Linked DNA regions of Homo sapiens: region 2 is linked to region 1. Evidence: chromatin loops called from intact Hi-C (ENCODE). Cell type or tissue: mammary epithelial cell. All regions are shown on one strand. Each heading gives the region's core, and the rest is flanking DNA. Links, peaks and the distances in the headings are about the cores only.

The links. A loop is a pair of places that touch in the nucleus more often than their neighbours do. Peaks named below come from ENCODE experiments on the same cell type or tissue, not always from the same donor. Only the 100,000 strongest peaks of a DNase experiment are listed, where the experiment ranks them.
Region 2: it touches region 1 in a loop (6-fold over the local background); 36 of 110 quality-filtered maps call a loop at or near these places.

Annotation. Positions count from the first base shown.
Region 1 is chr10:34,658,824-34,675,228 of GRCh38, reverse strand. The region is part of intron 2 of PARD3 (par-3 family cell polarity regulator); the gene reads left to right. It also overlaps the pseudogene RPL37P18. Among named protein-coding and RNA genes, the nearest start is that of PARD3, 150 kb to the left of the region's middle. In mammary epithelial cell, for the core only: a CTCF peak has its summit at 8,760 (motif pointing left); DNase peaks (open chromatin) are centred at 8,278, 8,728 and 10,338; H3K27ac peaks cover 1,852 bases.
Region 2 is chr10:35,018,575-35,034,979 of GRCh38, reverse strand. It overlaps CUL2 (cullin 2), which reads left to right. Exons shown (of 21, transcript NM_003591.4): 11 at 1,707-1,814; 12 at 2,486-2,545; 13 at 3,361-3,489; 14 at 3,594-3,680; 15 at 5,340-5,492; 16 at 6,093-6,170; 17 at 9,782-9,848. Among named protein-coding and RNA genes, the nearest start is that of MIR3611, 53 kb to the left of the region's middle. In mammary epithelial cell, for the core only: a CTCF peak has its summit at 7,213 (motif pointing right); a DNase peak (open chromatin) is centred at 8,899; H3K27ac peaks cover 737 bases.

The DNA.
Region 1 (16,405 bases), core at 5,194-13,193:
AACTCAGAAAGTTAGATGATTTTACAAAATTCAACAAAAAAGCTTTAAAAGCTGTAAATTAGAGATATAAATTATAGGTTACCTGTTAAAAAAGACTTCCTTTTCAAGGAAGTATTAATAGAAGACACAACTCAAAATAATACTGCCTTGATCTTGTAAGGCCTTGAGGTAATTGTGAATCCCCTTGATAGAAAAGGTAAGAAGCAAAGCAAATTGGGTGGATTTTATATTTAAGCAATCTAGAGATTTATAATATCTATTACGTGCATATACATGTGTGAAGACAACATAGTAAGGTGTGTTGTTTTATAGTTTTCTGTGTCCTACTTAAATTGGCTTGCAGTAGAATTATAGTTAAATTGATGCAGGGCAGGTAAGCCCCAAAATTGGGCTTAGACCGGGAAGGTTCTTGGCTTTGCTCAGGAAAGAATTCAAGAGTGAGGGCTGGGCACGGTGGCTCACGCCTGTAATCCCAGCACTTTGGGAGGCCGAGACAGGTGGATCACCTTAGGTCAGGAGTTCGAGACCAGCCTGGCCAACGTGGTGAAACCCTGTCTCTACTAAAAATACGAAAATTAGCTGGGCATGGTGGCAGGCGTCTGTAATCCCAGCTACTTGGGAGCCTGAGGCAGGAGAATCGCTTGAACCCGGGAGACGGAGGTTGCAGTGAGCCGAGATTGTGCCACTGCACTCCAGCCTGGGCAACAGAGAGAAACTTTGCCTCAAAAAAAAAAAAAAAAAAAAAAAAAATCAAGAGCGTGCAGGTGGTAGAAGAAAACAGCTGTATTGAGGCTGTAGTGTTACAGCTCTGTGGCTGCTCCCGCAGAGCAGGGCTACCCGCTAGGCAGTGAGCGCAGGGTGGCAGCTCAGGGGCAGTTCTACAGTCATGTTTATACCCACTTTTAATTAATGCAAATTAAGGGGCAGGTTATTCTGATCTTTCTAGAAAAAGGTGGTAACTTTCAGGTGTTGCTGTGGCAGTGTTAAACTGTCGAGCTGGTGGGGATGTCTTGTGGAGAGGTGCTTTTTATACAGTCGTTCTTTGTACAATAGACAGTGCTACTTCTTGTTAACGAAGAAATACAGATATAACCAGGATAATTTTGAGTACAGAACTGTTCATCAAAAAATATTAAAACATACCTATGTTCTGGCTAAGTGCTGTGTTAGAAAACTACTTGCTAAGAATATGTAACAAGTTGGGAATTAGAACTCTCCTCCTGTTTGTTTGTTTTTTTTTTTTTGATGCAGACTCTCGCTCTGTCTTCCATGCTGGAGTGCAGTGGCACGATCTTGGCTCACTGCAGCCTCTCCCTCCCGGGTTCAAGTGAGTCTTCAGCCTCCCACATAGCTGGGATCACAGGCATGCTTCACTATGCCTGGCTAATTTTTGTATTTTTAGTAGAGATGGGGTTTCACCATGTTGCCCAGACTGGTCTCAATTTCCTGTCTGTCTGTCTGTCTCGATATCTTTTCTTCTCTGTCTCTTGTTTGTAGTAGAGAGAATAACTTTGATTCCTAAATAGAAAACAGAATATATATGTGTGGATACTTGTATTGTGTTGATTGTCTTCATTACTAGTTTCCTAATCGTAGCAGAAAAGGTGGTGTTGGCTACTAATGTCACCCCAGCCCTAAAGGAGTAATGTGTTCTTGATAAGTTTGTGACATTGCTTTCCTGTGTAAATATGAAAATATTCTGGAACTTGATTTCTTGTTACTCTTGTGTTGTGCAAATTGTGTGTTCTGGCTTCCTTTACCAACCACAAGTAATGAGAGGTTCCAAAACTTAAATACAATTCATATTTTCGAGGATAGCTTATAATTTTTGAAATAATTAAGTTTAGCTTTATGTAACTAGGTAAAAATGTGCATATCACAGTACTCAAGATATTAGTTTAAAATGAAAAACAAAAAACACCTTAAGTTTTTGCTATCTTTAGTTTAATCTGTGGCAAATAAGCTTTCTCCCAAAATCATGCTCTCCCTAGATAGAGAGATTCCTGATTTGGATTGAAGCAGGTTCTCCTTAGTTATTTTTAAGGAAATATCATGCAGTGTGTTGAGCATTAATTCTTCCGGTGCTTCCCGGATCTCCATGAAGATTTTTTTTTTCCAGAAATGGAAGCCAAGTTTAAACTATGCTGAGATAAGGTTGGATTTAAGAATAGAATCGTTTAGATCACTGAAGCCCTAGATGTTCAAGAGAAATGAAGTACATATAGGTCAGAGAGAGGATGGAATTTATCATCCTAGAGGTATTAACAACAAAAAAGACTGCTGAATACAGTTCAATCAAGAAAGAATCAAGCAAGACAAGGTCTTTAAGTTTTACCCGTATTCCACATCCCTTACTCCAGATAGAATTTTTGCCACTTCATACTACTAAGTAAAGCAGGCAACAGATGTCAAAGTACAGGAGGATCAACATGGAACCATTGCTTATTTTGAAGAAAAAAATGTAGATCATATAGTTAGAGGATTAATACATATTTCCTGAAAGGCAACAGTTCTTCTACAAGGAGCATACTGGTTATGTGTTTTTAGAAATAGGGCCTCGCTCTGTTGCCCAGGCCAGAGCTCAGTAGTGTGATCATAGCTCACTGGAACCTCGAACTCCTGACCTCGAGCAGTCCTCCTGCCTTGGCCTCTCAAAGTGCTGGGATTACAGGCATGAGCCAATGCACTGGGCCGTTCATGTGTTTATTAATACAAAGTGGATATAATGCAGTTAAAGTTAGGAAACACGGTACATATTGAGAACTGTTAGTTACATGATTACATGATCACAGCGAGGAGCTGTTTCTGTAAGATCAGAATGAATGGAGCATGCTGCCTGGGAACCTGTAGCTGCTTGGTTAGAATGAGTGGGTGCTCAGCTGGTGGTAAATTTTTTGTTTACCTTTTTGGGTTGTGAACCAGCTGCACTGTAATTTATGTTAATTTGTGCTTTAAAAGTTTTCAGGGTTGTACTCGATCTTAATTGTGGGTGAGAAAGATGAAAATTATGCATAAATACTAATGGCAGTCGTGAAAGGGAGAGAGGTTATTCTTTTTTGAAAAAACAGAATCCTCCTCTGTCACCCAGGCTGGAGTGTAGTAGCGTCATCATGGCTCACTGCAGCCTCGAACTCCTGGGCTCGGGTGATCCTTCTGCCTCAGTCTCCCAGTAGCTGACAGGCATGCACCATCATACCTGGCTAATTTTTCACTTTTTGTACAGATGGGGTCTCCCTATGTTGCCCAGGCTGATCTTGAATGCCTGTCCTCCAGCAATCCTCACACCTTGGCCTCCAAGGTTATCCTTTTGAATAAAAATCATATGTAACTAAACCCAGTTTTTTGTGATATGTAAATCTAGAGTTATATCTTTAAAACTGTAAAGCATGTTTTTGTAATTCATGACCTACTTCTTTTTTACCTTAGGAGTGCTACTTCTGAATTCTTGCAGAAGTACAGATTGTACAGTTAATGCTGATCTTTGCGATAGATAGAACAACTTACATTAACTGTGAAAAGAATTCTCCCTGATGTGGAAATACATATAATCTTATTTTGGCAAGCATTTTACCCCTTTCAGTTTCTGCTTTTCTTGATGTTTAAATTTATCTTGTAGCCTTGTATGGTGATAGCAACTCCTTGGTATTTTTCTTGATTTTAATTTTCTTCTGCAGTTTGAAAGATTGTATTCATTGCTGTGATGCATATAAGATTTCTTAGTTTTTTTACCACTATGTTTTAATATGAAATGCCAAAGAATTTTAAAGTTTTTTTAAAATTAAGATTTCAACGTTGTGGCCTAGATGAATGTGTTACTTGAGGAAGGAGGTTTTAAATGCATCCTATTTAATGGGAAAGTTTGACTTGCGTGCATCACTTTATTTTTCCCTACCAAAATCAACATTTTATATCGTTAGAATATCTATCGATATATTTGGGTTACCTGACTCAAACCTGTTTCTTAAAAGCAGAAAGCAGTTAACTATTTCTTTATAATGCTTCTCCACTTCCATTGGAACCATGACATTGCAACAGAAATTATATTCACAGGCAAAGTCCCACAGCAACTGTCTTATGCTGTGTGTTGCAGCCTAAACGCTTATTTCTTTTGATTTGAAGGCTGTAATTCTTACTGCGAGTCTCAGTAACTTTTGCAAGAGCAGCCATTGACAGGTGCCCGCCATCTCTCTAGCCAGATGCTACCTCATCTGCCTCTGTCCGATGACTCTGGAGTTGGTCTGGTCTCAATTTAGTAAAACTTGATGGCCGCCGATGTGTTGCTGAAGTAATCAGTTGTAAAATGAGGAGGTAGAAATGTATTCTTGTCTTTTCTGGGAGGTTCAGGTACACACAACTTCAGGTTGATGATGATCCAAGTTCCTTCCCTGTTTGTGTCTTAAAAACAAGATTGAAAGCATAAACAAAACCAACAACAAAGTTCTTTGATCAAGGGAAGGGATTGCAACTGTTCACGGATGGAATTGGATTGGACCCTGAATTCTTACAGCTTGATTTGACTTTGTCATTTAGTGTAGGATTTCTTAACCATGGTTTCACTAGGTGCTTATAGATACTCTAAAACATGCACACACTCATACATCCCACCCCATAGATGCCCAGAAACCACTCAGGACTCGCTGAATCAGAATCTCCAGTGGTAGTGGGATGGGGTTGGGGCTAGTCAGGTACCCTCACTTCCTCCCGCAAAGGTCCCAAAGTGAATCCAGCCTAAACATTGCCAGGTGAAGAAACTGAAGTCTAGAGCACCAGGCGATATGAAGATAATAGAACTGTTTAGTGACAGATTTGAGAAAGAAGCCAGTGGCATTTGAGCATATGCCCTGTGCTCACCCCAGTAAGAAATCAGAAGCATAGTGGTGCAGATCACCTGCCTGAGAGCCAGCGGCGGCCTGGCGAGCCGGTGTGCACGCGCTGGCTGGTATTGGTGTCAGCTTTCGTGAAGGCGTCCCTTGTGTTTTGAGGCTTCTCAAGTTCTGAGGAAGCACCTGCAGCTGCACAGAGGTGCGTGTGCATGGAGTTGGGAGGCTAGCCGCCAAATGCTGCTCAGATTCCCAGGCCAGAGAGATGGTCTTTATACGTGATAAGAGCACGGATAAGCCACCTGCTTTGGGGTCAAAATTAAAAAGTCAATATACAAGTCTTTAACCTGGTTACTAATAAAGAATCTCTCAGCCCTGCTAACATAACCTGTGACTTTGTTCGTGTTAGCCATTTTCTGGTTATCTAACTTTGAATGACCTTTTCACTATAAATCTTTTAGACACATAGGTGTAGCTTTGTCAAAGAGTACTATATTTTTATTCTTCCTAGTAGAATTTTACTTTTATCATAGGATTGAAAGCCAAATTTTAAATACATCCTTTTGGAATATGTTTTTGTACCTATGTTAGAGGACCATGTGAGGTGTCAGATACCTTAAATTTTTTTTTAAATCACATTTTAATGCAGATACTCAGAACATCAAGTCATTAAATTATGTGAAAATCAGTATTTTGTGAGAAGGGTCCAGTTCCTTTTCATTTGTTGCAAGCAAATTATCACCTGCTTCTCTCTTACGGTGCATAATTTTGTTAGTAGGTAAGGTAATTTTTTCTGTTTTTTTTTAATGTTTTTAAAATTGTGTAAACGTAAGGAATACAAGTGCAGTTTCGTTACATGGATATATTGTGTGGTGGTGAATTCTTGGCTTTTAACCATCATTCAATATGTTGCTGTACCCATTAAGTACTTTCCCATCCTTCACCCCCTCCCATCCTCCTGAGTCTCCACCGTCTATCATTCCACACTCTGTGTCCGTGTGTATACATTATTTAGCTCCCATTTATAAGTGAGAACGTGTGGTATTTGACTTTCTGAGTTGTTTCACTTTGGATAATGGCCTCCAGTTCCATCAATATTGCTGCAAGACATGATTTCATTCTTTTTTATGGCTGAATAGTATTCTATTGTGTCTGTATACCACATTTTCTTTTATCTAGTCATCTGTTGTTGGACACTTAGGTTGATTCCCTATCTTTGCTATTGTGACTAGTGCTGAGATACATATATGAGTGCAGGTATCTTTTTGATATAATGACTTCTTTTCCTTTGGGTAGATACCTAGTAGTGGGATTGCTGGATCAAATGGTAGTTGTAATTTTAGTTCTTTGGGAAATCTCCATGCTGTTTTTCATAGAGTTTGTACTAATTTACATTCCCACCTGTTTTAATCTGTTCTGTTCACTGCTGTATCCCCATGTCCTAGAACAATGCTCATAAGCATTCAGTAAACATTTGTTGAATGAATGAATGAATGGAATGGAAATGAATTAATACCCAATCTATCTTTGCTTTGAGAAGGTCCTATTATGCAAATAAGTTTCTCTTAAAAAAAAAAATCAAACTTTTAAAAATTTTTAGTAGAGACGGGGTTTTGCTATGTTGCCCAGCCTGGTCTTGAACTCCTGGGCTCAAGCGATCTTCCCACTGCAGCATCCAAAAGTACTGTGATTATAGGCATGAGCCACTGTGCCTGGCCAAGTTTTTCTTCTTTTGCTTATCAATGAAAATTAAATATGTACCATAAGATATATCTTTGAAGATAAAAGGCTTTGGAGTGTTTTCTTCTTCCTGTGTTTGAATATATATATTGTGGGAGTCAGAATAATGCTATAGAGCCAGGTTTGGAGGAGGAGAGACGTCTGTTTTTCATCTTCCTCTCTCTGCTCTTCCTGGATTTTGAACTCTCTTGAAGCTACTCACATGGATGTGAACTGTGATAGATGACTGACTCCTAGTTCAAAACTTTGATATGATGCAGTGACTATGATTCAGTTGCACTGAGCAGGTTATATCAGGTAGAGAGCACCCACAAAATCTCATGATAGACAATACTATAATGAAAAGAGAAGGGTTCTCCAGAGGAAGGTATTTTTATGCTAGTAACCACAGAACTTTTTTGATAAGGCCAAGAAATTTACTGAGCTTTTTTGATAAGGTCAAGACATTTGCCAGAAAAGAGGCTTGTCTCGGCACATAGTCCTGGAGTCTTGATGGTTTTCATTTGTAGTTGTTGCAGATGAGGAATTATTTGTTGCTTAGCTGTTTTTTTCTTGCATTTACGAACCCGTGGTAGTTACTGTCTTGCTTATTTTTCCACCTTGACCATTTCAGGCCGCTTGAGGACAATCCGTATCCATCCTCACTCCATGCAGGAAGTTAAAGGCTGAGCAGGAGACATGCACCATTAGTGTACTGCACCTCCTCTTCCCCTAGTTTAAGAACATCCCTTCTTCTCATTCCCCTTTATGTAACTTTGGAACATTAAAGCAGCAGATGGTTTCTCCTTCAGGCTGCACGGAGGAGAATGGAGCTTAGCATGATGTGTTATCCTTAATAATGTCATCACAATATTATTTGTTTCTTGTGGAATTTAAAAATAAACATTAGCCTCAGTGGCTGATATTTATATTCTGCTTAATTTGCCATGCCTATTCAAGCTGGCTGTCAATTTTGGGGCTGGTCTTACTGGCCTGGACTAGAAAGATGAGTTTGTCCGATATCACCCCTATGTGAATGCCTTAATGCTTAGAATCATCTAGCAAATACTTTTCCAATATGGCTAGAAACAAAATCATCTTAAATCATTAGGCATTTTTCAGTGCCAAAGGCTATCAAATATCTTTTTTCCCCATTGTGTTTTTATGGTTCAGTGATGAATAGGTGACAATTTTGTAGCCTTAAATTCCTGCACTATCAGTAACACCGTGGTAAATGCCACTGCAGAGAAAGGCACCATTGATCTCCCCACCACTGCCTCTGGGATGCTTTAGACATTGACAGATGTGCTTTGTGAAACCTTGTGGAATGACACTTGGGGTTTGGTCTGTTCTTTCTTTAGAAATGAAACTTTTATTTTTGACCTATTGGCATTTCTTTAGCAGAAAGATCACTCCTACTAGCTATCTAGATTTGCTGCAGATGATTTGTTCATTTTAATGTTTGGATTTTGTTCTTGGATTTTCTAACCTATTTCTCAACTTATGTATCAATAATCTTGTTATACACTACCTGTTCTATGTTGGCCAGGCTGGAGTGCAGTGGTGTCATCTCAGCTCACTGCAACCTCCGCCTCCCGTGTTCAAGCGATTCTCCTGTCTCAGCCTACTGAGTAGCTGGGATTATAGGCATGCGCCACCACGTCGGCTAATTTTTGTATTTCTAGTAGAGACAGGGTTTCACCACGTTGGCCAGGCTGATACCAAACTTCTGGCCTCAGGTGATCCACCCGCCCTGGTCTCCCAAAGTGCTGGGATTACAAGGCATGACTCACTGTGCCCAGCCAAGTTTAGAATATATCTGAAATATTCTAAAAGGTCTGAAATGTATGTTTGTGTGTGTGTGTGTGTGTGTATATATATATATATATATATTTTTTTTTTTTTTTTTTTTAGGGGGAGGGGTAGGTGAGGTGGAAGGTTCTGTATGCAAATCAAGGTCTGGTTTCCAAATTAGGTCCTCCAAACAAGGTCAGATTGAAAACTGAAGGCTTCAGGTTTTGGAACTGTCAATCCCATGTTAGGTGTGCCTGCCCTGTCCCTCTCTTCCTGCCTGGAGGGCTGAGGGTGAGGCGAAGGAGTCCAGAAGCAGAAGTACAACACATGAGGAATCCTTTTGTGGACTCCTGGACGTTAGTAAGGGTGGACCTAAGTATCTGGCAATGTGCTCGGGGTTTTCTTGAGCAATTCCTCGAGTGCCACCTAGAGTCTAGTGGTAATACTGAATTAACTTCTAAGCTTTGTCAAGGAGCATGGAGAACTTGAGATTCTCAGACATTTTTATTCTGTATCATGAAGAAACTCAATAGTAATTGGAATCAGGATCAGTTTCTGGCTGCTTGATCAGCCATGTAATTAGTCAGCATGGTATGAATATGTACATGCCGGAGTTCAGTAATATACCTTCTATACTTAAATGGGGATTTTTCTTTGAGAATTGGCTTTTTTTTTTTTGATAAGATCTTGCTCTGTCATCCAGGCTAGAGTGCACTGGTGTAATCCTGGCTTACTGCAGCTTCCTGGGCTCAGCCATCCTCCCGCATCAGCCTTCAGCCTTCCAAGTAGCTGGGACTACAGGCATATGCCACCATGCCTGGCTAATTTAATTTAATTTTTTTTTTGGTAGAGTCAGGGTCTCACTTGGTTGTCAAGCTGATCTCAAACTCCTGGCTTCAAGTAAGCCCCTTGCCTTGGCCTCCCGTGGTGCTAGAATTATAGGTGTGAACGCCTGGCCTAGAATCTAATCTTTTCTTTTCTTTTCTTTTTGTTCTGTTCTGTTCTGTTCTGTTCTGTTCTGTTCTGTTCTGTTCTGTTCTGTTCTGTTCTGTTCTTTAATTGAGACGAAGTCTCAAAAAGCCCAGGCTGGAGTGCAGTGGCGCCGTCTTGGCTCACTGCAACCTCCGCCTCCTGGGTTCAAGTGATTCTTCTGCTTCAGCCTCCTGAGTAGCTGGAACTATAGGCACGTGCCACCATGCCAGGCTAATTTCTGTATTTTTAGTAGAGGTGGGGTTTCACCATATTGGCCAGGCTGGTCTGGAACCCCTGACCTCGTGATCCGCCTGCCTCGCCATCCCAAAGTGTTGGGATTACAGGTGTGAGCACCGTGCCAGGCCCAGAATTTCTTTTTTTTAAAAATTTTTAAAATTTTTTTGTGATGTAGTTTTGCTCTTGTTGCCCAGGCTGGAGTGCAACGGCACAATCTCAGCTCACTGCAACCTCTACCTCCCAGGTTCAAGTGATTCTCCTACCTCAGCCTCCTGAGGAGCTGGGATTACAGGCATGTGCCACCACGCCTGGCTATTTTTTTTTGTTTGTTTTTTTCAGCAGATACAGGGCTTCTCCATGTTGGTCAGGCTGGTCTCGAACTCCCGACCTCAGGTGATCCACCTGCCTCGGCCTCCCAAAGTGCTGGGATTACAGGCATGAGGTGCGCCCAGCCTTAGAATTTCTTTTTTAGTATGATTATCCCCTAGCTTATTTGAATTACTATTTTAATAAACACGTTCTGGAAATCTTAATTATTAATAACTTTGATTGTATTAGGCATGAAAAGTTAGGCAGATTTTTTTTATTTTAAAAAAAACTTTGTAATTGTGGTTTTACTTATATTGCCTCTATTCAGTAGGATCCCCCTCCCTCTCCCCCTCTCTTTCCCTCCCTGTCTCTGTCTCTCCCTCTCTCTTCACACACACCACACACATGCACACCAGGAAGCAGTTCTGTACTGTCTACAAATTCTCTGTAAGCCATCATAGAAGAGAAGTGAATCAGAGAAGGGGATTCAACATTCTACATGCTAAGACCTGTCCGGCACACACCTCTTCACAGCCTTGTCTGAAGTGACAGACTGTAGCAATTGCTAATTTGACTAAGAAAAAGGTTTCTGGGCCAGGCATGGTGGCTCAGGTCTGTAATCTCAGCACTTTGGGAGGCCAAAGTGGGCAGATTACCTAAGGTCAGGAGTTCGAGACCAGCCTGGCCAACATGGTGAAACCCTGTCTCTACTAAAAATACAAAAATTAGCTGGGTGTGGTGGCACATGCCTGTAATCCCAGCTACCCAGGAGGCTGAGGCAGGAGAATCTCTGGAACCCGGGAGGCAGAGGCTGCTGTGAGCTGAGATACCACCGCACTCCAGCCCGGGCAACACAGGGAGACACCTTCTCAAAAAAGGCCAGGTGCAGTGGCTTACGCCTATAATCCCAGCACTTTGGGAGGCTGAGGTGGGCGGATCACAAGGTCAGGATTTTGAGACCAGCCTGACCAACATGGTGAAACCCCACCTCTACTAAAAATACAAAAATGAGCCGGGCCTGGGGGTGCACACCTGTAATCCCAGCTACTTGGTAGGCTGAGGCAGGAGAATCGCTTGAACCTGGGAGGTGGAGGTTGCAGTGAGCCGAGATCACGCTACTGCACTCCAGCCTGGGCAACAGTTCGAGACTCTGTCTCAAAAGAAAAAAGAAAAAGGTTTTCGATTGCCTTTGCTATTGATTCAGACAGTGACATAACCAAATATATTAAAAAGAACTCCCACCTCTGGTCTCTTTGGTCTCGGCGGCAGAAGCGAGATGAGGAAGGGAGTGTCATCCTTAGGGAAACATCGCAGCTGGACACACTCCCTGTGCTGCTGCGGCCCTGAGGCCCCAACCTGCTAAGCCAAGAGAAGGCAGAACTGGAGTGCCAAGGCGAAAAGACGAAGCAACACCAGGGCTGGTTGAATGAGGCGCCTAAACATTGTACACTACAGATTCAGGCCTGGGCTCCGTGAAGGACAGCACCCAGACCCAAGGGCCAGCTACTGCACCTCATCTTCAGAATTTCAGTGATTGGTCATGGAATACATGTTCTGTTTTTTTTTTTCTTTTAAAGAATTCTTTGGGAATAACAAAAACTGAGGGGGAAATGAAAAGTTTTGTGGATGAATAGAAGAATGACACAGCTTCTTTAAAATGTTTGACACTTCTGGAACCTCTGAAGCATAAACAGGGTGCCACCCCACTGTGTTCAGTGGGCCTGTCAGCTCCATCTTCGTCTAAAATCAGATGCTTGGAAGTAGAGAAGGAACTTTTTTTAAAAATTTTTTATTTTTGTGGATACGTATTAGGTGTGTATATTTATGGGGCATAAGAAATATTTCGGTACAGGCATGTGATGACTAATAACCACATGAGATTAAGTGGGATATCTACCCCAAGCATTTATCCTTCGTGTTACAAAGCTCTGTTGCCCAGGCTGGAGTGCAATGGTGCGATCTCCTCTCACTGCAATCTCCGCCTCCCGAGTTCAAGCAATTCTCCTGCCTCAGCCTCCCGAGTAGCTAAGATTACAGGCATGCACTACTACGCCTGGCTATTTTTTTTGTATTTTTAGTAGAGATGGGGCTTTGCCATGTTGCCCGGGCTGGTCTTGAACTCCTGAGCTCAGGCAATCTACCCGCCCTGGCCCTCCCAAAGTGCTAGGATTACAGGCATGAGCCTCTGCACCTGGCCTCTTTTAGTTATTTTAAATGTACAATGAAATTATTGTTGCCTATAGTCACCCTGCTCTGCTAGGAAATATTAGTTCTTATTCATTCTTTCTAACTGTATTTTTGTACTCATTAACTCCACTCCCCTGCTCCCAGCCCCACACCCTTCCCAGCCTCTGGTAACCATCATCTACTCTCTATTTCCATGATTTCAGTTGTTTTAATTTTTAGCTCCCACAAATGAGTGAGAACATGCAATGTTTGTCTTTCTGTGCCTGGCTTGTTTCACTTAAGATGATGATCTTCAGTTTGATTCTTTTTTTTTTTTTTTCTGAGACAGTTTCTCACTGTCACCCAGGCTGGAGTGCAGTGGCACTATCTCACCTCACTGCAACATTGGTCTCCCAGGTTCAAGGGATTCTCTTGCCCCAGCCTCCCGAGTAGCTGGAATTACAGGCATCTAATACCACGCTGGGCTAATTTTTGTATTTTTAGTAGAGATGGGGTTTCACCATGTTGGCCAGGCTGGTCTCAAACTCCTGGTTCAAGTGATCCTCTCACCTCTGCCTCCCAAAGTGCTGGGATTACAGGTGCGAGCCATCGCACCTGGCTGATCTCATTCTTTTTTATGGCTGAATAGTACTCCATTGTGTGTATGTACCAGATTTTCTTTATTCATTCATCTGTTGATGGAAACTTAGTTTGCTTCCAAATCTTGGCTATTGTGAATAGTGCTGCAATGAACATAGGAGTGCAGATACCTCTTTGATGTACTGATTTCCTTTCTTTAGGTTATATACCCAGCAGTGTGATTGCTGGATCATGTGATAGCTCTATTTTTAGTTTTTAAGGAACCTCCAAATGGTTTTCTATTGTGGTTGTACTAATTTACATTCCTACCAACAGTGTATGAGGTTTTCTTTTTCTCCACATCCTTGCCAGCCTTTGTTATTACCTGTCTTTTGGGTAAAAGCCATTTTAACTGTGGTGAGATGATATCTCATTGTAGTTTTGATTTGCATTTTTCTGATGATGGGTGATGTTGGGGAAAGGGAACATTTTGAGAATGAGGAATACTGATGAAAGGGCCAGAAGTTCATTTTAGGCACTCCGAGATGTCAGCCGAGCAGTTGTCTTAAGTAGCTCCCTGCCCAGTAGTAGCCTTCACGGTTAGGCCTGCAGGTCAAAGGAGCAGAATTTAACCATCTCCCCAGGGTGCTTACATGCAGGATCTGGCTGCAGGACCTTCTTTCCAGTGGGGCTTTCAAGGTAGAAATCTGCCTCTTTCTTGGACTGCTGCACTACTCCATGATTGGGAACCTTTATCTAACATTGATTGGATAAAATGCCCCACCTTCCACACTGAAGGGCTTGTCTCAAAGTCAGAGCCTCTTATCTCATTTACTGTCTGGGCGGTCCCTCCTTTGACAGCTGTTTTGCCCAACATTTGATAACAATTCTGATCTTTGTGATTCTTTAATTATAGACCATTGAATCTGGATGAAGGCCAGATGATGGATGGACCATAGCCAGGCCCAATTTTTGCTGCAGATGAATAAATAGGTCATGTTCATTCTTGCTTCTTCCCCCTTTATTCTATGCAATAAAACATCCGGCTCTACTAATAGCTCTAACTTGCTTTTTCTAACCTCCGTAGAAAATAGATTTGCCCGTTTTTCCCCTCCCAGGTTGCTTTGTATTGATTAACCCATCAGGCCATCAGAGTGGTGGTTAGCCAATTCATGTTCTTTCATCAAATTTGGGGAAAAGGACCCTAATCAGGCATGATCAATACAAAAGTTTGACATTTGCACTGTATAAATGTCCCGAGGTACTTTATTTGTACATTTCTTTTAGCATTTTTGAAACTCTGTATTGTTTCATAATAAACTGTTCCTTTATTAATTATAGATGAGTTAGCTTTGTCAGCACATTGGGTACAAGAAATGCATCGTTTTGTTCCTTGTTTCTCAAGTAGAGTGATTATAGCTTCAATTAAAAATGACTTTTTTAAAAAACTGAGATTCCCATGATGCTCTGAAGGGCTATGTTATGTCAAAAGCTGAAAACCGCTCTGTTACACAGAATCCTCAAACTATCTCCACCAGTCCCATTAGTCATAATCTGAGTGTTTCTGCCCCATGTAAAAAGTGAATTTAATGTGCAAAAGAAAAGAATGTTGTCAATTCTATTTTTAAAAAAGTAACATTTATTTACATTACTATTTCATTATGTCAGTAGATTCAGCTTCTCAGTGGTAGTATTGAGTATTAGGGATAAATTGGCACACAACCAAAAAAAATTTAAAAAATTATAATGAAACACAATATTTCTGTGTGATGTTTTAAAATAATTTTCCAGTCTGGAAACAGCCAAGCATAGCTTCTGTTTTGTGCCTTAGTTCCTTGCATTCTTGCTGTGCAGGAATTGCTATCCTATTTGGTACTGATGGAATCTGGTGTTGGCAACTTCAGCCAAAAGGATGCCTAGTGGTTGCTGAACTTACACTTTCTAACCCTGAGAATTGTCCATTCACACATGCGTTGGTGTGCATTCAGGTCAGTGAGCGGATGACAGATACACTTTATTCTGAAATGCATGGCTATTTGCCCGGTTTTGCTGTGCATTTCAGCATCCGTGTGATGAGGGCTGCTGTGTACATGGCCATGCCCTCCGAGGCTCCCTTAAACCCAGGTGTGTAGTGCAGCCCCGTGCACAGTGACATACATCTGTGTAAGCTCCTTTGAAAATACCCCTGTGTTAAAGATGTTCTTTATGTACTAAAATTTTATTCTAACTTTTAAATTGCCCCTTTTTAGAGAAAAATAAGCATAGATAATGTAAGTATTTATCTAGATATTATTTGTTGTTACCTAAACTTCTGTCCTGAGATAAGCTTTAATTAAAATCAAGGAAATGTTTAGAAATTGTAGTTTCAAATTATAAAATTATCTTCTCCCAATAATTGGAGTTGGGAGAGAAATACACACAATGGAGGGAGAGGCAGGGGAAAAATTGCATGTAATATGTAGCTATGTTTGGCTAGTATTTTAGGTTACAGTTTACATTGTGTTTTCTTAGAGTTATTGATGTTATGGGTTATTTCAACAATAGAGGGGAAGATTTGGGGAAAACATATGCATTTTAAATTAATATGTTTTCTGCCTTCCACAAAGTTAAATAAATTCTGAGAGATTTCTGAGTACTTTTTGGTAAATTCATTTTATGAAAATGAAGATGCTAATTCTAGTTTGTGGCTAATGTAAATAACCTTTGAATGGATTATTTCTAGGGAAGAAAATGCATGCGCGGAAGCAAAAAGTACCTACCATTGAAGGCCCTTGGGTTTGTGTTTTATAACCTAGATGGCCTGGCTTAGTAAAACAGGTTCTAACTAGGTACCTAACTTGCACTACAGGAAGAAGAGAAGTAAGGCTTTACTGAGTCAGGTGGTATGAATTAGAAATTAATAGTATTATCCTGAGTGGAGCTTGGTGGCTTTTTCAGTGGAGTCATTTTCACCATCCTTTTACATTAAAAATGTAAATTGATTCACAGTGGGGGGAAAATAAAAAGTGATCTAGATGTGTACCTTAAGGAAAAGAATTCATACACCTTTATTCATGTATGCTATTATGTCTTCATTTACATGTTATTATGTATCATCTAGCATTATCCTATGAACCATTAAGAAATGGCCTCTGGGTGCTACAATGTGAGTGGCACTTCCTTTAAAATACCCCAGCCAAAAATAAAAAAAGTGAAGCAATGAAACAGTTTTGGCGAAGATTAATAATTACTACAGCTGAGTGAGTGATACATAGGAGTTCAATAAATTATCCTCTCTACTTTTTTGCAAGTGTGGCAAATTAGATCATTAAAAAAACTAAAAAGTTTTTGTAATTAACATTTTTAAATGTTGGGAACAAAACCCTTAGAAATAATTTTATTCTTGCTCTGTTATTTAGTGGAGGAAACTCAGGGCAGATGACATGTGTTGGTTTGTCCTGTGTGTCAAGGCTCCTTGGAGGCAGAGCCTCTTGGGAGGTGCAGGTTTCCTGGTTCCTCACTTTGTGCTGGGTGTGCCTTTCAGGATCTGATTCCTGAGGGTGTGTACCAAGCCAGTACTGTGTGTGCGCTTGCATTGCCTTACTCTTCACTAAGAACATGGAATTTGTAGGTAAATTCTAAGCAGTGAAATTGTAGAAACTAAAACACTTTGAAAATAATATATATAAATTTAGCATGTCTTCTGTGACATGCACAATTATAAATGCTGTACTTATTTTAACACACGTGGTGAACTCTGTGAATGGGCTCTGGTGTTTTGTCCATTTTATAGGTGAGGAAATTGAGGCTCAGAATGCACCAGGATTAAG
Region 2 (16,405 bases), core at 3,597-11,596, 360 kb before region 1:
TTGATAGGCTGCTGCTTAGCCATACGGAGGGTGTCCATTGAACAGTTGTTAACTTTCCACAGGAAAATAAGCTCGCCATTTTTAAATAACTGTGTTTTTGTGTAATTGGCATTGATAACGTAGTTTGTTGTCATGGTAGTAGTATTAATCAGTGGTAATATAGACGACTTGCAATTTGCCTCCTTTCCATATCCTCTGAATTTGGTTGTCCAGGAAGCAAATTTAGATTAAAATAATCTTCTGTAAGTATATGCTTGCTGCCCCAAATACCCAAAACAATAACCCTCATATCCCTAATACTCATCTTTCTCGAATACTTTGCCAATCACATGACTGTAACAGTTTGTACTGTAACAGTTTGTCTTTCCCATCACCAAATCTTGTTATTACTGGTAATGTTTGATGAGCAAGAGAGAAATAACTTCAAATGTTACTGTCTCTTCTTAAGTAGAGCTGTTTGCCCTTCATCTATAAGATAGTATCTGTGTATAGACGTCACTGTTCAGGAGCACTTTTTAGAGGCTGTTACCTTAGCTGCAGATTGGTTTTTGGCAAGTAATAATTTTTAGTTTTTATGTTATGCCACAATAATGTGTAAGTTTTCTATTTTTTTATTTCTTCAAATTCCCTTTACCACAGTTTTCTATTTTTTGTAGAACTATTAGTTTATAGTATTCAGGTTTATTACTCTATTATTTGTCAAACTTACTAGTTTACATTATTACGTTTATAGATTCCATGTCCAATGACATTGGGCATAGAAGCATCGAATTTTGTGTCAAGGCTGGGAGATGGAAACATAAGTGAATACATTTGTGGTAGACTCAAATCCAACTGACTTAGTTAAGTCTTAGGTAGTAACTTCTTCATGGTTATCTCCATTAAGAGGGAAAACTCACTTTTGTACTATTAGGTATTTCTTCTCTCTGAGATGTGAGGGATTGTCTTGCCGAGTTCAAGGGGTCTCTGTTCTCAGGATTATTGGCTTTTTAACTCTCCTTTCTCTCAGCCTTTAGTGACTTTGCAGGCAGTCTTTGCTTATTTAAGCCTCTATGAAAGTGATAGACCTGGTAGTTCAGGTCTTGTTATCCTTAAGATAAGTTATTCCAACACAGTAGAAAAGTATGCTTTTGGTGGGTTCTTCTGACAGGTACTAGACAGTCTATGACAGCTTGTTGTGTTGAATGACAAGCTATTTTCTTTCTTCCTTTTTTTTTTTTTTTGTTGTTGTTGTTGTTTTTCTGAGACGGAGTCTCACTCTGTCGCCCAAGCTGGAGTGCAGTGGTGCGATCTCTGCTCACTGCAACCTCCACCTCCCTGGTTCCAGCAGTTCCCCTGCCTCAGCCTCCCGTGTAGCTGGGATTACAGGTGGACGCCACCACGTCTGGCTAATTTTTTTGTATTTTTAGTAGAGACGGGGTTTCACCGTGTTGGCCAGGATGGTCTCGATCTCCTGACCTCATGATCCGCCCGCCTCAGCCTCCCAGAAGTGCTGGGATTACAGGTGTGAGCCACTGTGCCCAGCCTTCAACACCAAAGTTGTAAATTTCTAAGACCGTCTTAGCTAAAACCATTTTCTGAGAAGTGTGCATGTGTGAAACATAATTTCCTTGAGGAAAAATTTACTAATAAGTCTAATAAACCTCATAGTTTGGATATCCTTGAACCTCTTAAAATGTGGTTTTGTACTTATATTTCATTTTTAGATGCCAACACTATTTGTGGAGTCAGTTTTGGAAGTGCATGGTAAATTTGTTCAGCTTATCAACACTGTTTTGAATGGTGATCAGCATTTTATGAGTGCGTTGGATAAGGTAAGTTTTAAATACATATATACTATATATGTACATAAAACTCTATCATTCTTTAGGCAGTTTCAAGATCAGAATTCTAGTATGAGGTTTCTGATGTAGACATGGAGATTAAGTAATTTTGATATGAAATTCAAAATAGAAATAATATAATTTTTAAATTATTAACTGAATAGTTAAATTGAATGCTTGTAGAATGTCCCGTGATTATGCTATATAAGGGGAATTTTTAATCTGATATGTTCTGGATAGACATGCATAATTTTGCAATTTTTAGTACTGATTTTTTTTCTTTGGCCATAATACTTAGGCTATATTGAATAATATTTGAAAAGAGAATAGATATGTTTTACATGAACTTTTGCATACGTTAAAGGAAAGCTGCTTACAAGATTGTAAGTTTTTTTTTAAGTAACGTTATTTTATCTGTTCAAATTTCGATAATGAGTTACAGAATATCTTGGAATAGCAACAGGATATATAGATATTTTGTAATTAGAGAATAAAGTCAGAGGAGTCTACCATGTTAGGCATGAAAATATTAACAAACTACCGGCAATGCTGTGTTTTATGTGGCGGGGTAATTTTTGGATGTACAGATTATGGCTTATATTGAACTAGCTGTACTTTTTCCCTATGGCTGGTGGTTAATTATGGCGTGTTTTTTTATTCAGGCCCTTACGTCAGTTGTAAATTACAGAGAACCTAAGTCTGTTTGCAAAGCACCTGAACTGGTAAGTTTGGTGGTTGCTGAAAAGTAATCTTATGAAAAGTCAGTATTAGAAAATGAGAACTCAGAATATCAAATTAATTTGGTTTTTGTAGCATTTTTCAGAAAAATAGAAGGAAAATTATCTACATTGTATATAGTTTGGCATTTATGTAAGGAATGCAATATACTATGTGTCTTAAAGAATAACCATTTTACAAAGTTTGGGTTTTAATGTATATCTACTTTGAAATAATTTGCAATACTTTTCATGTAGATTCTGTTACATCTGAAATCTAAAGGAAATCTGATGATAAAGTTTGGGTAACCTTTGAAGGAAACTTGCTTACAAGATTTTTGTAACTTTTTTTTAAAGTACTTGTTCAATGTCAAAAATTATAAAACCACTCGAAACTCACCTAGGTGTTCTTTTAAAAATTTGTATTACTTATATCAGTTGCTTTATTGGTCAATAAGTGATGATTTGATATTTGACTTGTTCTTTTTAAAAATTTACCTTATGATGTATATTTTATTTAGTTTACATTTATGATTATTACATAAAGCTTTAGAAGCCTGGTGTGGTTGTGCATGCCTGTAGTCCCAACTACTTGGGAGGCTGAGGCAGGAGGATCCTTTGAGCCTAGGAGTTTGAGGCTGCAGTGAGCTATGATCTTGTCCACTGCAATCCAGCCTGGCAACAGAGCAAGACCCGGTCTCTAAAAAAAACAGCAAAAATTCTGTCCGCTGATCTTACCTTGTATCACCACTTTGCCTCCTTTGAGGCGTGATATATACAGAAGCACCCTTTGTAAGATTTATTATCAATTTCTACATGAGCTTGCTAAGTACTGTGACAACTTACTGAAGAAGTCAGCGAAAGGGATGACAGAGAATGAAGTGGAAGACAGGCTCACGAGCTTCATCACAGTGTTCAAATACATTGATGACAAGGACGTCTTTCAAAAGGTATGTTGTGAACAGAAAAGTTTCATTTGTATTTTGGTCAACTTTATTTCTGAATGCTAAATCATTAGAAAGGAAGTAATCTTTTAAAATATTTTTAAATGTAGTTCTACGCAAGAATGCTGGCAAAACGTTTAATTCATGGGTTATCCATGTCTATGGACTCTGAAGAAGCCATGATCAACAAATTAAAGGTAATGTAAGTCTTTAATGTGGTATTGTCCTAGAAATTCATTCACAAGCACATAAAGATGTTCATTGCAGCATTGTGTACAGTAACAGGAAACAATTCATCTGGTTAAATGTGTATTTGTGTAGTCACACAGTGGGATATACAAATACTGTATTAAAAGGACAAAATGTATATGTTTATATATGAAGATTCACAAGATAATCAGTATTAATGATAAAAGATTATTACTACTTATAAATGAATACACCTAAAATATTCCTTTAAGTACAGATTTTGGAGTGCAATTCCATTTCAATTTATTTTTACATCATTTCAGCTTGCTTACATACCGATAAGTGGTAGCAGGTTCATATTTATCCTGTGTTATTCAATAAATTTTCTTGCATAGTAGACATTTTGAATATAATATGCATTCCTTTTTTCCTTTTTCTTTTTTTAAGAGATAGGGTCTCACTATGTTGCCCAGGCTGGACTCTAACTCCTGGGCTCAAGCGATCCTCCCGCCTCAGCCTCCTGAGCAGCTGGGACAATAGGTGTGCACCACTGCACCCAGTTGCTGTGTGCTCTTTTTTAAACCTCCAAAAAGAAACTTAATTTTTAATTTCTAAAAGTAGTGTTGGCCAGGTGTGGTGGTTCATGCCTATAATAGTAGCACTTTGGGAGGCCAAGGCATGTAGATTGTTTGAGCTCAGTAGTTCAAGACCAGCCTGGGAAACATGGCAAAACCCTGTCTCTACCAAAAATACAAAAGTTAGCTGGGCTTGGTGGCGTGTTCCTCTAGTCCCAGTTACTCAGGTGGCTGAGGTGGGAGGATTGCTGGAGCCTGGGACATCAAGGCTGCTGTGAGCCATGATCATACCACTGCACTCCATCCTGAGTGACAGAGCAAGATCCTGCCTCTAAATAGATTAATTACAAAAAAAAAGTAGTGTTAATGAGCTTTTTATATTTCAAGATTAGAGATTCAGATTTTCTGACCTGGTAACAACAGAATTTTGAATAATTTTAAAGAAATAGTTTTCTTCAGCACTCAGTAGATGCTATTAAAAATATGCCTAAATAGAACTTTTTCAATTGACTACAGGCTGGAGTATTCCCAGTAATCATTTATGTAATCTTTCATTTGATACTATCTGTAAACCTTATAAGAGCCAGCAGCTGTGGCATGTGCCAATAGTCCCAGCTACTGGGAGAGTGAGATAGGAGGATCACTTGAGCCCAGGTGTTCGAAGTTGTAGTGCACCATGATGGCTCCAATGAATAGCCACTGCGTTGCAGCATGGGCAACAGTGAGACCCCAAGTCTTTAAAACAAAACACAACATAAAATCCTTTTAAGGTATCTTATGTATAGTAACGGGGCATTTTGCAGTGCTGAAATAAGAGATGAATGTATAAAAAAGTTTTTGTTTAAGGGGAGATTTATTGTTCCTAGATAGGTGGTTTTTATTCACTTATTTAAAATACGTCTTTAAAAAGAAAGTTTGAAAGGTTTTGATTAGTTGCTTTGACTTATGAAGAATATATTACTAGTCCTTGGGTATAAGTGTATATGCAAGAACCTTTGATCAAAGACCTAGCAATACCGACACATTATTATTAACCAATATGACTTATTATTTTTCTTTTGAATTCATGTATTTTCTAAAACTTTTTTATAGCAAGCCTGTGGTTATGAGTTTACCAGCAAGCTACATCGGATGTATACAGATATGAGTGTCAGCGCTGATCTCAACAATAAGTTCAACAATTTTATCAAAAACCAAGACACAGTAATAGATTTGGGAATTAGTTTTCAAATATATGTTCTACAGGTATGAATATGTGTTTTACTATGAGCATTTACTAATCATTTCAGTACGTTGATACAAATGATTCATAAATGGATGCCTGATTACGTTTGGTTCTGTGAGTAGATTGTGGCTTCTAAAGTCCTATTGATTTGGGCTGGGCGTGGTGGCTTATGCCTGTAATCCCAGCACTTTCAGAGGCCAAAGCAGGCAGATCTCTTGAGCTCAGGAGTTCCAGACCAGCCTGGCCAACATGTGAAAACCCGTCTCTACTAAAAATGCAAAAATTAGCCAGGTGTGGTGGTGCGTGCCTGTAATCCCAGTTACTGGGGAGGCAGAGGCAGGAGAATTGCTTGAACCCCAGAGGCGGAGGTTGCAGTGAGCGGAGATCGTGCCACTGCATTGAAGCCTGGGTGATGGAGTGAGACTCCATCTCAAAAAAAAAAAACAAAAAAAGGTCCTATTGGTTTGGAATGAAATGTGCCATGATAGAAATACTCAGATTTCATCAACATTTTGAGGAAGAAAAAAATGTTTTAGATGCTTAGATTATTTAATAAATATTTACTTTGAATTTAGATGTTGATCCATTTAGCTTATTTTATTTTATTTTTTTCCTTCTAGGCTGGTGCGTGGCCTCTTACTCAGGCTCCTTCATCTACGTTTGCAATTCCCCAGGAATTAGAAAAAAGTGTACAGATGGTAAGTTTGCAGGAAATATATTAGAAGACTAAAGGAATTTTAATAATTGTCTTCATATTATATCACCTTTAATATTTTTTCAGAGTCTTAAGGGTTCATGTGATAAAAATAGATTCAGAAATTATAGTCAGTCTGCCCTTTAGGAAGAATGTAAGTTATTGTAGTTACTAATATTGATACTAAAATGCTAAGAAGAATGTCATACAGTTCTTTGTCAAAGCATGTCTCTTATTCTGAGTAAGTCTATCATCTGCTATTAAGCAGTTTTAAATTATAAAAATGTTGATATCAGAAGAAAGCTTAGAATTCAACACCTAAAATATCACTTACCAGTTTTCCTTTTGAATTTTGACCAAATACCTCATTCAGCCCTTGTAATATTTTTATTTCTGTCCTGTAATGTAGGTAAATATATGTGAAGTAACTGCTAGTAGAGTAAGTAGTAACAGTGATTGATAGTGGTTATTAGTTTCGTGGTAATAACTAATAGAGGAGAGTCCTGTAACCAGTCAGGTAGGTTTCAGGAAGGCAAGCATGATAGACTTTCAGAATAGGAGGCTAAATTAGGACTTCTTACATCTTCTTTGAAAAGAGATTGTAGCACAGACTATTTTAGAAACTATGTGAAGAAGAGCATTTGTGCAGACATTCATTGGATGGGGCAGACTATAATCCAAGGTTATTACAAATTTTGCAGAAAGGATACATCCCAAAGTGCTGGGATTTCAGGCATGAGCCACCATGCCTGGCCTTGGCAGTCTTTTACATTTCTTTTTAAATATCATGTGTCCCTGATTGAAATTAAGGGAGAGAATAGGAGCTGGCAGAAATGAAGTTTTCCTTTAGTTTTTTCTTTCCTCTTTCCTTGAAATAATTATTTTCTATTTATAGTTTTTAACTCTTTAAACTTTATTTGTTGATGTATAGTCTTCCTCAGGTTTTAGTTTCCCCATTTACAAATAGGAAGTGAGTTTCTGTCTGTAAAATTCTGATTCCAAAAATACTATTCTCTCCATTTGAATTGTCTCCAATTACCAGTAGAGGGAGTTTGTCCTTTATTTTTTTTCTAGTAAGTCCAAGTTTTCAGATACATAGGATTGAAATCCATTTGTATACTTAATAGTGTACAGTTTTCTCATGTAAATTAATCCATCCTGCCTTAGTGATGATTTGCATTTTTTACATCTTAATCTTAAATATAACTATCAAGAATTACCTTTATTTTACACCAAAGTATCTCAAAACTGTGGAATTAAAGCTGTAATTAAAAGTAATTTATTTTATACTTTAGGCCAGTCAATCTTAATTGTTACATTTCTTTTTTACCTAGGCCAAAAACCTGAATAATATTAGAAGTATCTAAAGTTGCCGGGCGCGGTGGCTCACGCCTGTAATCCCAGCACCTTGGGAGGCCGAGGCGGGCGGATCATGAGGTCAGGAGATTGAGACCATCCTGGCTAACACAGTGAAACCCCGTCTCTACTAAAAATAGAAAAAATTAGCCGGGCATGGTGGCATGCACCTGTAGTCCCAGCTACTCTGGAGGCTGAGGCAAGAGAATCGGTTGAACCCAGGAGGTGGAGGTTGCAGTGAGCCGAGTTTGCGCCACTGCACTTTAGCCTGGGTGATAGAGCGAGACTCCGCCTCAAAAAAAAAAAAAAAAAAAGTATCTAAAGTAGTGTATATTAATGTAGCTATCTATTAAAGGTAAATAAACTCATTGAATTTTTAAGGCTCTTTGAGATCTAATTAATGCCCTTAAACAGTGTTTGAAAAATGCTGTTTTTTATCCTGTTTATTTTAAAATAAGTTTAGTCTGGGAGGAGGGGGGAGGGATAGCATTAGGAGATATACCTAATGCTAAATGACGAGTTAGTGGGTGCAGCACACCAGCATGGCACATGTATGCATATGTAACTAACCTGCACATTGTGCACATGTACCCTAAAACTTAAAGTATAATAATAATAAAATTTAAAAAAATAAAATAAGTTTAGTCAACATATATTTTTTACTAATAAGCTTTGCTAACACAATTATTTTAATGATATAATCAAGGAAGGTTTTATAACTTTGGTCTTTGTAGTGCCATATGAATTGATGAATTTATTGGAGTCTGTTTGTTCTTGACTAGCTATAGATACGAGAGTCTTTGTAGTCAGATTTTAAATGTAAGGATGAATCAGTATCTTCTTTTGGCATATTGATATTATCGTCAATAAAACTTTACCAAATAGTACTACTGAAGAGGTAAAACATGTTTTTAGAGCTTGGAATATACCTTTTAAAGCCAGCTTTGCACTTTAAATTATGAGCATTTTAAAGCTGGAATTTCTCATTTCCGAAAGTGTTTTGAGAAAAAAATGAAAGTTTTTTTAACTTTTATTTTGCTTTTGTCCAGATTCATTGTAAATGTGTTATAAATTGTGAATTATATAGTAGTGATTGAATTTTATTGATATCCCTGGGAGTTATTAGTTAGTCAGATCATACTTCTGAAATCCTCTTATGACATATTTCAATTTGCTGTTTGTCTGGATTAGAACTAAGCAGGCAATCTGAAGTATTCCAGGTGCTAGTCATCTCCTGTTCATCCTGCAAAGGGATTGGTGGATCTGCTGGTAGAGGAGGATGCTGCACCATTAGAGGGAAAATAGGCTCAACATATTTCAGCTTCCCAGGACTAGGCAAACTTAGAGTAACTGCTGAAGGAATTGACTCATTTTCTTGGCTGGAGCTATTAACTTTTGCTGTTAAGGAGTGGTCATAATATAGCTGATAGGTCAGTCATTGCTGACTGCTTTATGTGAACTTCCTTTTTAAAGTACAAAAGGTAAAGTTTGATATACAAATAAAAGCTTTAAGTATGTTATATATGGTACATCATGCTAAAAGTTTATTCAGAATTCTGAACTGGCATAATGCAGTTTATTTTTTAGTTTTATAAAGAAATTGAGTTTTTATCTTTTTCACATCCAGTATCATTTTTCCACTTTTTATTGTATACTAGCTCTTTATTAAAGAAAAAAGAACTCTGTATTTTTGTTCTGTAATTACACATTCAGTCCAGGGAGGAATGTTTAAAATTTGAAGGCTACATTAATAGAATTTAAATTTAATTGTTCACAATAATATCAGCAAAAGAATAATCCAGAGATATACCCTAAAACTTCGTATTTGTGTCTAATTGAATGTGGAAGCTATATGTTGGCAAATGGGAGATTAGAGATGAAGGTAGGGTTTCTCTTTTCATGGTGAAATATATATGTTGCTGTGTTTGGTTAGTAGAATTTATAAAGTCCATGTTAGTATTATTCAGAAATGATAATGAATCACTGTGTCATACAGAAAGTCAAATTTGCAGTGCTGTGGTTTAGTGGAGAGAACTCTAGAACAAGTTGTCAATTAAAAGAGCTGGAATATATGTGTATAGCCTTGATTAGGGACCACAGGAACGTGCTTTCTCCTCTGTAAAAGAAGGAGGTAAACCAGATGGGCTTTAATGTCTCTTCTAATATGAATGGTTTTCATTGCTTTTGTAGTATTGTGTTAATTAACTAGGCAAGTTATAGTAGCTAAAAATAATGTGTGTTTTTTTTTTTTTTTTACAGTTTGAATTATTTTATAGCCAACATTTCAGTGGAAGGAAACTTACATGGTTACATTATCTGTGTACAGGTAAAATGCATTTAATTATATCTGGCTTAATGAAATTTACCTGATGATTATATTAATTTAGAAAGAGGTTTTCTATGGCCCAATTACAGTTTTTAACCTTTTCTCCTCCATCAACCTTTCCCCATTAAAGCAACTAACAATGAAATCCAAGTATAGCACTTTTTCATAGTATTTTATAATTACACTGTTTATAATCTTGCTGCTTTTAAAGAAATGTTCTGACTTTATACTGATTTATTACATTTCTCTAGCCAACCACTTCATTAGCAAATGTATTTAGAAACTCACATTTGATGGGGCAGACACACTTAGAAACTTGTTCTCTAAGTATGCCAGATCCTCTTGCCAGTTTCTTTATTATAGCATCATAAGGAGACCTAACCATTTGATTTTTACTTGTGATACTGCAGTGAATGCAATAGTAAAGCTTTTTGCAGAAAGTCCTACTTAATTTTCAATAGTTTCCAATTTTAAAAAACTTTTATCACAATCTAATTTCCTTTGCTTCTTTCTGGAACAATGGAGTCCACTTACTTACAGTAGGATTAATACCTGAATTATTGTGGACTGTGTGTGGAGTTGCCTGAAGATGTAAGCCAAAGCAGACACTTGAATTTTCTCTTTTTTTGCTAAACTATGCTTTGACAAGTTCATTGAATCACTTTTTCTTTGTACAAGAAGGAAAGGGTATATATGCTAATATTTCTTAGAGATGGTACAAGAAAATCATTTGCCATAACCTTTATTAGGAAATGTTTTCTATCCCCTCCCCAAGAGTTACTTTATCCAAGTAACTATGATACTTGGTGTTTATTTGACTAATTTACATCTTGGGAACGTGATGGCTCATTGTATTAGTAATACATTTTGCATTACTTATATAAGTCGATCTTTACTGAGCAAGTTGGACATTCTAATTTTTAAAATAATTTTTGAAATGAGATTTTTTACTGATACTCTTAGTGGTAGTCAAAGGTCAAATTTTAATTTGACTTTTGGCTAGGTGCAGTGGCTCACACCTGTAACCCCAGCACTTGGGGAGGCTGAGACAGGTGGGTCACTTAATCCCAGGAGTTTGAGACCAGCCTGGGCAACATGACAAAACCTGTCTCTACTAAAAAATCCAAAAATTAGCCAGGCGTGGTGGAGCACACCTGTAGTCCCAGCTACTCGAGAGGCTGAGATGGGAGGATCACTTGAGCCCACGAGCTGGAGGCTGCAGTGAGCCATGATCGTGCCACTGCACTCCAGCCTGGGCAACAGAGCAAGACCCTGTCTCAACCAGTCAATCAATATGTTCTATTTTCATTTAGTAAACATAATTGATTTTAAGAAAAAAATGCTGGACCAGGGTTTTAGATTTTTTTTTTTTCCCCTAAGAAAACTAATATATCTTAGTGCAGTTCGATTTAGCTTGCTTTTACTTTCCATGAATATCTGTCTGGGGGAGTTTAAACATTCTTGGTTATTCTCATTATTTCAGCAATAATCAATGTGTCTCCTAAAGTAATTTTAGTAAGGGGCTCATTTTAACAACCAGTGGTGTATAAGAAGAAAATAAATTTATGCACATAGTTTTTTAGCCATTGGAATTTAGTTTGAAAATAGTCACCAATATCACCTAAATAGGAAAGAGAATAACTTTCTTTCTGTTTTTGAGCTATACTAAATTTCTAAGCTGATACATAAGTTGATTTGGGGAGCTCTTTTGTTTGTTCATTTCTTTTATTTAATATTATTTGTGTTTTAGTTAAAACCAAATAGTTACTTCCTTTGGAAAGAGAACCTTATAAGTTTATTTTTTTGTTTTGAGTCACCGAAGGTACTGAAAACACCTGTGACCTATCAGTGAAACCAGGAGTTAGAGTTGTTTTTCTTCCCAACTTTGATAAGATACAATTGACACATAAAAATTGTATCTGTTTACAGTGTACAGTGTGATGCTTTGTTATGTTTATATTGTAAAATGATTAACTCAAGCTAATTAACATAAGTAGCTTCTCACTTATCTTTATTTGTGGTGAGAGCATTTAACATCTACTGTCACAGCAATTACTGTCACAGCAATTTTCTTTTTCTTTTTTTCTTTGAGATGGGGTCTTGCTCTGTCACCCAGGCTGGAGTGCAGTGGCGATCTCGGCTCACTGCAACCTCCACCTTCTGGGTTCAAGTGATTCTCCTGCCTCAGCCTTCTGAGTAGCTGGGATTACAGGCACACACTACCACTCCCAGCTAATTTTTGTATTTTTAGTAGAGACGGTGTTTCACCATGTTGGCCAGGCTGGTCTCGAACGCCTGACCTCGTGATCCACCCACCTCGGCCTCCTAAAGTGCTGGGATTACAGGCATGAGCCACCGTGCCCAGCCTTGTCACAGTAATTTTCAAGTTTACTCCACAGTAGATTAACAGTCACCATGCTATATGATAGATCTCCAGAACTTACTGGTCCTAACTGAAACTTTGTCCCCTTTGATCAACATTTTTCATTTTATTTTTGTTCTCCATTTATTCATTTAACAAAAAGTTTCTCACACGCTATGTGTATTGAAGATACTTGTTCTAGATTACCCATATATGGCCTAAGGCTCCAGGACTTCTTTAAAACACTGGCTCTGAGGCTGGACAGATCTCTCAGAGTTCTGTTTCTTGAGAACCCCTGTTACTTCTGCTTAAACATAGAATGAAAATTATTCTTGCCTAGTCTATTTCTACATTCCCAGCTCATGGAATACCCAAGAAAAGGTTAATTTTTGTATTGTAAATGAAGAGTCTTCACAAATGGTTGATGGTGCACAAGGTGGTGTTTGGGGGAATTTAGAATCAGAAGACCTGTGGCTGGAGTTATTAGCTCACAACTTATTAGCTGTGTAATCTTAAGCAAATTACTTAACTCCTTTGAGCCTGTTTCCTTCTCTTTATTGTTGTAAAATTCATTGATCAACTCAAAGAACATTTTCTATGTCTCAGGTACTTCTAAACGCCAAGTGGACAGAAATAAAATACAGAGCCTTGGCCCTCAAAAAAAACTCATGTCTAGTAGGAAGACAGACATACGTACATAGTTACAGTACGGTGTTTTGAATGTGATAGAGGCCAGCCCAGGGCATATCACAGAATGGTGGTGGCAGTCAGGTCCTTGCGAGGGAAGTCTTCTGGGGAAATCACATCTCAACTTGTTTTCAAGAGCTAATAGGGCCGGGTGCCCCCTCGCCCCACTTCGCCCCACCTCACCCCACCTCACCCCACCTCACCCCACCTCACCCCACCCCACCTCACCTCACCTCACCTCACCTCACCTCGCCTCACCTCACCCCACCTCGCCTCTCCTCACCCCACCTCACGTAAGCTGGAGTGGAGGTGCGCGATCACAGCCCACATTAGCCTCTGCCTCCCGGGCTTAAGAGATCCCTGTAGTCCCAGCTACTTGGGAGGCTGAGGTCACCAGAGCCCAGAGTGAGAAGACCAGGCAGGCCCAAAAAGAAAATAAATAAATGAAAATAAAAAATAATAAATGAAAGAAGGAAGGAAGGAAGGATATACATGTATATGTAAATGAAATGGGTTTTTATTTAATACATATTCATACATTAAAATTGACATTAATATAAACATGTATTAATTATGGAAATATCATCTATATAGTTTTATCACTACATATTTGTGTGTGTGTATGTATGTGTGTGTGTGTATATATATACATACATATATAAAAAAATGTATGTTTATACACAGCAGTGTGCAGAAAATAAGATTCTCTGAGGCAGGAGAATGGCATGAACCCGGGTGGCGGAGATTGCAGTGAGCCGAGATCACGCCACTGCACTCCAGCCTGGGCGACAGAGCAAGACTCCGTCTCAAAAAAAAAAAAGAAAGAAAGAAAGAAAGAAAACATGCTGCAGATTAACATGGAGGTTAATTTAATCTGCAGTTAGAATGGAATAAAATTGTCACCATGTCCATGGCTTGCAGAGACTGTAATGTGCTCCCTACAAAGTCTTCTGTTGAAGCTCTAACCCCTAAGGTCCATGAGAAGGTGATCAAGGTTAAATAAGGTCATAGTAATCTAGCACTGTGGGAGGCTGAGGCAGGAGTATCACTTGAGCCCAGGAGTTCAAGATCAGCCTGGGCAACATAGTGAGACCCTGTCTTGAAAAAAAAAAAAAAAAACCCATAAAATAAAAAGAATGAATAGGACTTAACCAAGCTACGTAAAGGAGAGTGTTGAGAGTGTATTTCCAACAGAGGAAGAATTTTAAGAAGCAATCTGTGATGCCAGATGTGACAGAGTGAGAAAAATCCTGAAAATTCCACTGGATTTATGACTAAGGCTTTGGATAGAATTAACGATAAGGAACAGTTTGATAAAGACATACAGATACTTGATAAAGAGATATAACCAGACAGTGTGACAGAAACCATTACACTGTCTTTGTATAAATAAGTTTTATTTGTGGCAGAGCAAGAAGTTGTAGAGATTGCTGGTCAGTTGCTGAAAGACACGTTGAGAAATGATGAACTCAAGGAAGATAAAAAAAACTTCACCAGACAGTACATAGTATGGATCAGGCTAGAATTTTGTGAACCCTACATCATAGTATGTGTTGGTAGTTACTAGTGTTTGCCAGAATAAAAGTAACACCATATCATTGTGCATACCTTAAAAGATAACGATTCTATTGACTAAATTTGTCCTGCTTTTGTTTTCAAATAATTCCAACAGCTAAAAATAGGGAGGGATGTTAGTATTGTCTAATGTCCAGTCCATATTCAAATTTCCCTGACTGTCCCAAGGTGACTTGCTTGACTGTCAGAGGTCACTAATTGTATTTGGTTGTTACATTTCCCTTCCACCTCCCCACTTCTCAGCATTCTTTGACACACTGTTTTGAACAGACCAGGCCAGTTGTCTTGTAGAATATCCAGTACTTTGGATTACTTATTTGTGATTTATTTTTTTTTTTTTTAAATTTGTTTTCTATTCCTTGTATGTTCTGGAAAGTGGAAATTAGTTCTAAAGGTTTGATTATATTCAGTTAAGTATTATTGGCAAGGATATTTCATAGGTGGTCCTGTGTATTTCATATTGCATATTTCAAAGGCATCTAATGTCAGATTGTCTCACTATTAGAGATGCTAAATTTGGTCACTTGATGAAGGCGGTAACCACCAGATATCTCCATTGTAGAGGCACTCTTTCCCCTCTTCAGTTAGCTTAGCAGACAGTCTGAGGGATGATACTTTGGCATGAATACCCTGTTCCAGGAACCTAATGTAGTTTTAGCCTCCACTGATGATCCTTGCCAGAATCAGTTGTTTCATTACTGGTTGCAAAATGGTGATATCCTATCATGCCTTCAACTTGCCCTGAGAGAGTAGAGAGCTGACACAGATACTGGGGAGTGACTTGGATGAAACTATTGTGAGAGTTCTGCCCGCTCTTTATTTCCTGTCATTGTAAATGCTGCTTGAATTATTTATTGTTGGCTTACTTTAAGTATGCATGTATCAGAATGTTTTATTTTAGTTTTTAGTCTCTTAGGGTTTGCCAACCTATTCTGCAGGGTAAATCACCACTCTTGTTGTTTCTCATTTGTGTTTACACCACAGTAATTAAATGAATCATCCAAGTTTGAAGTTTCCTTTCCCCTGTCGTGTCTTCCCACCCCTTCCCCAGTCTTTTCAGTAAGAGTATGGTGCTAAGAAAAGTGGGAAGAGGTCAGTGTACCCCTGATCCCTGGTAGAGTATTGAAAAATAGCAAGAAAGGGCACAATGAAAGAATGAACTCAATAAGAAGTAAATGATGCTTTGGCCCCTCGCATGATCTCCTAATGCTCTTTGGGTCTCGTGGTGCTGAAAGACGGCAGAAGACTCATTCTGCTTTCAAACCCACGGCAGCATATTACAGCATCAGTGACATCCTGGCTGATGGTGCCACTTAATCATCTTGGTGCTTGATGCATAATTCTCTACTTATTTCTGCATATGATTAAGTCGTCATTGCAGAAATAACAAAATGCAATTTATGTAATGTTTTACTTACATTTTCCAAACTTAAATGTTGATAAGAGTCCTTTTTATAGAAATTGTTAATAGTATACTCCAAATGATAATTTTTTGCACAAGCTGTTTCTATGAATTGGATATTGAATTTAATATATTAAACCTCCTTTTGTGAAAATTTAGAGGGCTATGAATTTTTTCTCTTGGTATTCCCATCCAGATAATTCTGAAAAATGTTTCTAAATATCAGTTTTATCTGAAATGTCAAGGCATAAATGATAATAATCAAGATAATATTGCATTTATGGTGATATTAAGCTAATGAATTCACTCATAGCCTTTAAAATCTTTTTTTTTTTTTTTTTTGAGACGGAGTTTCGCTCTTGTTACCCAGGCTGGAGTGCAATGGCGCGATCTCGGCTCACAGCAACCTCCACCTCCCGGGTTCAAGCCATTCTCCTGCCTCAGCCTCCGGAGTAGATGAGATTACAGGCATGCACCACCACACCCGGCTAATTTTGTATTTTTAGTAGAGACGGGGTTTCTCCATGTTGG